Regions from separate parts of the Homo sapiens genome. Here region 2 is linked to region 1. Evidence: chromatin contacts called from ENCODE Hi-C or POLR2A ChIA-PET data. All regions are on one chromosome and are shown on one strand. The core of a region is the stretch at or near the end of the contact, and the rest is flanking DNA. Distances in the headings are between cores, read along the strand shown.

Region 1 (2,792 bases), core at 194-2,693:
ATGCCTGTAATCCCAACGCTTTGGGAGGCTGAGGCGGCAGATCACTTGAGGTCAGGAGTTCAAGACCAGCCTGGCCAACATGGTGAAACCCCCATCTCTACTAAATAAATAAATAAATAAATAAATAAATAAATAAGGCCGGGTGCGGTGGCTCACGCCTGTAATCCCAGCACTTTGGGAGGCTGAGGCCAGCAGATCACGAGGTCAAGAGATCGAGAACATCCTGGCCAACATGGTGAAACCCCTTCTCTACTAAAATACAGAAATTAGCCGGGCGTGGTGTAGCGGTAGTCCCAGCTACTCGGGAGGCTGAGGCAGGAGAATTGCTTGAGCCTAGGAGGCGGAAGTTGCAGTGAGCCGAATCCCGCCACTGCACTCCAGCCTAGGCGACCGAGAGAAACTCCATCTCAAAAAATAACATAACATAACATAACATAACATAACATAACATAACATAACATAACATAAAAAATAAAATAAAATATAAGCAGGGCACGGTGGCACCCGCCTGTAATCGCAGCTACTCAGGAGACTCAGGCAGAGAATCGCTTGAAACTGGAAGGCGGAGGCTGCAGTGAGCCAAGATCATGCCACTGCACTCCAGCCTGGGAGAAAGAATGAGACTCTGTCTCAAAAATGAAAAAGAAGGCCGGGCGCCATGGCTCACGCCTGTAATCCCAGCACTTTGGGAGGCCGTGTATATTCAGTAGAGACAGGGTTTCACCATGTTGGCCAGGATGGTCTCGATCTCTTGACCTCGTGATCTGCCGGTCTCGGCCTCCCAAAGTGCTGGGATTACAGGCGCGAGCCACCGCACCCGGCCTCTTTTTTTTTTTTTTTTTTTTTAGTAGAGACGGGGGTTTCACCATGTTGGCCAGGCTGGTCTTGAACTCCTGACCTCAAGTGATCTGCCGCCACAGCCTCCCAAAGCGTTGGGATTACAGGCGTCAGCCACCCCACCAGGCCTGCAGGCGATGTTCTTCAGCCTCCCCAACCTTCTAAACAGGGTAAAAGGACCCTGGCGACTATCCCATTGCTGCTTGCCGCTAGGAGCCACACATTTCAAGACTTTTGGCTGGAAAGATAACCGTTTTTACGGTGATACTTCTAAGGTGTTTGTCTGTGTGCTTTTTGGTGTAGTGTCAAATCTTCTGGTAAACATGCGATGAACACATATAGACTTTTGGAGGGGACTTATGGCTTGGCCCCCTCTGCGGATCACCCTAGAGAAAATGCAAACATTACCGTTTAGAGCCGCACCCGCAGAGCTAGAAGAGTTTTCTGTGTGAGGACCGGGCGGCGCTGGAAAGTGCTGCGGCCAGAGACCCCCTGGCCTTTGTCTCTCTGGCGGGCGCGGCTGCCCTGCCCGCCCAGGACTCGCCCCTGCGCCCTCCCTGCGAGGCTGCGGAGAGCAGAGGAGGCCCGGCTCTGGCAGCAGGAACTCAAAGACAGCGAGCGCTCCCCGGACGCTGAGGTCCCTCCGCGCCAAGCCTGGCCTCGCCTGCAGGGCTCGGACGCCGGGGCGGGCTCGTGGCTCCTGCTGCGGGGTCCCGAGGACCGCAGCTCGCTCCGCGCGGATGCTGCTCGGCAGACGCCTCCTTTCTACCTTCCCCTCCACCGCCATTCAGACCAGAATGTACTCGAACATACCCAAATTAAAAAAAAAAAAAAGTAACTCATCGGCATTATCCATTTCCTCCTCCTCCTCCTCCTCCTCAACCCTGTTTTCCGGGGACCATGACAAGAGGCGGCATTTCGTGATGACAGTGTGGGCCACTGCAGTCGTTGCTATTTTATAAGCCAAACGGCTGCTCGCTTTGCCCAGGGAACATAAAAATGACCACCTCCGCCCCTCAAAAAAAAAAAAAAAAAAAAAAAAAAAAAAAAAGAGACGCTTTGTGGTTTGCAGTCCGAGCAGGTGAGAGGCCCTGCCTCTGGCCTCTTCCCGCGCGCTCACAGCCGGGAGGTGTCGCCGGGAGGGGGCGCCCGGGCGCCAGAGGATCTGAGATGCACTGAAGCGCCAACCTGTCTCTATTGGGAGCGGTTCAGGGAAGGAGAAAAAGAACAGGAGGAAGCAACCATAAAGAGCATGTTTGGGGAACGGTCACGTTTCCTTCAGAGCCAGGAGAATGAGGCTGACATTTGTACAGGTGTAGTCTGGCGAAGAGCCCCAACGTGGCACGTTGCTTAGCGACGGAAGCCAAAGCGTTAATAAAAACCGTTAGGGTGAACACTTACAATAAAAGACAGGTGGTACAAAGTCAATGGATGCTGCCGCATCTTATTATTGAAATTCCTGCTGGCTAAGTGGAAAGAGAGGCAGTCTTGCTTCCAAATTTTCCTTTGCAGAAAGATACCAAGCATTCCGTTGGGGATGGAAGTGGGGCTGTTGGTACATTAAGTCTGATGCGGTTATTATTGTGTAGGCATTCTGACATGGCCAGAGTGGTTAGCATGTGTTTACTATGAACGTATTCTTTCAGCAGTTAAGTACGTAATGTGCAAAACACAGGTGCATCATCACAGATTGTCTTCATTTAAAGTTCTTCATGTATGCATCTGCAGCCACCCTTTTGTATCTTCTTGTGAATACTTTGCCCTGTGACTGCCCTCTCCTACCCAAAAGACAGACAAAGGCAGGGAAGATGATGAAATAGTGGGTGCTAGGTGGGGAGGGTAAACAACTGATAGTTCCTACCCGAAATCTTGCCTCAGGGGCTTCTGAAACCAGCAAACATGAAAACAGGAGTTGAGTCAAGCATTGGTATTCTAGCTCTCAAGTGAAATTTAAC
Region 2 (2,792 bases), core at 142-2,641, 82 kb before region 1:
TGAATTTCTGGGAGATTTTGCTCCTTGTCAACTGAAGAAATTTCATGTATGGAGACCTGGACTGTTCAACCCCAGGTATAAACGGTGCAGGAAATGGATCCTAGGAATATCACACTGCTTTATCATTTCCTATTTTGGCAGGATCTTCCACTTATAATAAGTGATTTTAAGCTTTGAAGACTTGACATTTGTGAGAAATTGTTACAAAGTAATAATCTCTAAATTCGTGGTGGTGTTATGTGTTGGCTTTGAAGGTTGCAAGGTCTGTATTGGTGGGGGGTGTTTTCAAGCAGCTTAGGTTCTGTCTTAGGTCATGTTAGTAATTAGCTTTATGATTTTTAGCAAAGCATATGTATTTCTCAATGAGTAAAATGGGGATAATAACGTCTATTGATGTAGAGGGTCAAATGAAGAACAAATAGTAGCTGCTGCTACTTGACTGGAAAGGTAAATGTGTTTACATCATGCTGTGGAACAGCTCTAAACAGTCTATGTAGAAGAGGGGCATGTTCTCATGGGCTTCTCATGGTAATTGTGAATGAAGCCCTTTGTTAAGGTCTTGTTGAAGAAAGAACACTGTATAAGTTCAGGCTTTAGTACATTTTCCTTAGCAAAATGTTGGTAGTGAATCAAAGAGTTGATTTTTCCAGGTTTCCAGTTTTTACTTTAGTTTATGTTGTGCCTGTCTTGGACTTTCTGTTTAGTTTGGATGGAAAATACCTGCTTGAAATTTTAAAAATGATTTCTTTAGTGCATCTATTTAGCTAGTTTCTGATAGGTGGTATGTAATATTTTCCCTTTTTCTTTCCTTCTGTAGACACAATAAGTCATTCTCCCTCTTCTTTTTTTCTTTTTCTATTTTCTTATTCTTTACTCTAACCTGCTTCAGAGAAAGAGCCCTCTTCCTTCTTGTCTTCATCTTAGTCTTTTCAAAATAAAAGATGACTGTGAGAACCCCAAGAACTTCCACTTCTGGGAGGCAGCCACAGGACAGGGAACATATTTATTTGGGTCTCTTCAGTTCCCCCTTTGAGAACAACATTAAATACATGTTAGCTGGGGCTCCAGGGCATTCTCCTTCCACAGTAGTGCGGCCAAATTCCCAGTCTGGCCAGTCTCTTTGTTGAGACTGAATAGAAGGACTGCAGGTTTTTTTGGAGGATGAGATAATTTTTCCTCGCAGGCATTTTTCCCTTGCCTTCCTTATGCATGAATGGTCCCTTTGAATATTATTTCCAAAAGTGAGAGCTAAGACAAAGTCATCAAAAAGAGAGGATAACAGAAGGTGGGGGCGGGGGCGGGGTGCAGTGGGGTAGGGTTACCTGTTAATTGCTGAGACTCAGATGAAAGTCCAGCTCTCCCTGGGCAACCCTAGAGGGCAGCAGAGGACCCCAGAGCTCATTCAGGCCTTGCTGCTTGTTCTAAACTACACCTTAGGATTTTTTCTTCTTTCCAAAACATTCCATTGATTTTATAAAGACTTTCTATAGAGAGGCTTTCACTTTTGAGTTCTTTGAGTTTAAAGATTGCTTTTCTTGAAATGCTCTTTTTTTAATGTAGAAAAATTTTACTTTTTCAAATATGCATACAATTTTTAAAACAGTAGAAGCAAATTCATTTTAATGACCATGTAAAGAGCGAATGTCAGACAGTATTATTACCAGTTTATTCAAATTACATACATGTTCCTACCAAGGTGGAAAGAAATTCAAACCTCATGGTAAAACTTAAGCACGATTTAAGATAAAAGCATAGTATTTCTTCAGTGTAGACTTATTAAGTGCCTTATTGAACAGGATCTTAACCTGCTTTTTCTGTTTTTTTGAAAGAGTTAATGCAATTGTTGAAGCTTCTAACCAAGAAACAACTTAAGGAATTGGGAGACTTGGTCCCCTCGTTGTCAGGGTTCTGGCTATAAGTACCTCCCCACCTTTGGGTTTTCTTAAATATGCCAAAAGGAATTCTAGTTTTTATAACCAATGGGTTTTTTTGTTTGTGTGCTTATGGATTTGTGTAATCATTGATGCTTAATGTTGTGGATTCATAATATAAAAAGTGGCTCCTGTCCTTTATATTTATTCATGTGCTAGAAATAGTATGCATTATATAAAGAGTATGAAGTTTTCATAAGCCTTTATATTTCAAGCTCTTTATTTAAACATTGTTGGAATATGTGGCATAAGCCTTGTTTCATTTATTTAATAAACTGGAGTAATATATAATAATAAAAATGATTTCTGGTTATTTCAGATAAATAGAAACATTCAAACAAAGGCAAACTACATGGAGTCTAGAAGGCTGGAGTAGAAATAGTGTTGCAGCTGCAGACATTTCTCTCTGCATGGAGAAGTTGCTGGGATAATCTTACTCATTGCCTGGCACCTGTGTGATCCCCCTACCCTCCCCCCCCCCAACCCCCCTCCCCATGTATGAAATACTTGGCAGCTCAGTCGAGGCCAGTGAACTTGATTTGAGGGCTGGCTTGGCATTCGAAATACCAGTGAGAGGATGTCAGTGACGTGAACTGTCAGACCCCCTCAGCCCTTCATACAGTGTTGGGTGTTGCTAGAGGCAGATGCAGGGATCCTTGGTCAACTGTGGACCAGGCAGGGACACCTGGTTGGCAGAAAACAACCAGCTAACTCAATGCGAAGTGGGTTCATTAATCTTTTTACTTGAAAGTATTCTCTAGGTGCCTGTTAGCATGTGAATTAAACATAGTCGTTTATTTAAAAACTAACATTGGGGGCCGGGTACGGTAGATCACTTGAGTTCAGGAGCTCGAGACTGGC

Evidence for each region. Hi-C counts contacts between places; a loop is a spot of excess contacts on that map. ChIA-PET counts read pairs that join two places held with the same protein, here RNA polymerase II (POLR2A). Pooled maps may share reads with other maps.
Region 2: a loop to region 1 is called in a map of mammary epithelial cell, with 21 times the contacts of the local background. The contact joins two enhancer-like sites. A Hi-C loop is called at or near these places in 6 of 168 maps with a recorded cell type or tissue (HepG2, MCF 10A, PC-9 and 3 more), 1 of 37 single-sample maps with no recorded cell type and 10 of 50 pooled maps. POLR2A ChIA-PET finds 5 or more read pairs at or near these places in 8 of 52 experiments (AG04450, OCI-LY7, WTC11 and 3 more).

The regions. Positions count from the first base shown.
Region 1 is chr13:45,310,422-45,313,213 of GRCh38, reverse strand. No RefSeq gene overlaps it. Among named protein-coding and RNA genes, the nearest start is that of SNORA31B, 25 kb to the left of the region's middle. RefSeq lists a silencer at 1,374-1,433. Within about 2 kb of position 1,443, at least 4 of the 41 ENCODE cell types and tissues checked have a DNase peak (open chromatin) inside an H3K27ac peak, as active enhancers do.
Region 2 is chr13:45,392,755-45,395,546 of GRCh38, reverse strand. It overlaps SLC25A30 (solute carrier family 25 member 30), which reads left to right. Exons shown (of 10, transcript NM_001010875.4): 10 at 1-2,231. Among named protein-coding and RNA genes, the nearest start is that of SLC25A30-AS1, 24 kb to the left of the region's middle. Within about 2 kb of position 1,391, at least 4 of the 41 ENCODE cell types and tissues checked have a DNase peak (open chromatin) inside an H3K27ac peak, as active enhancers do.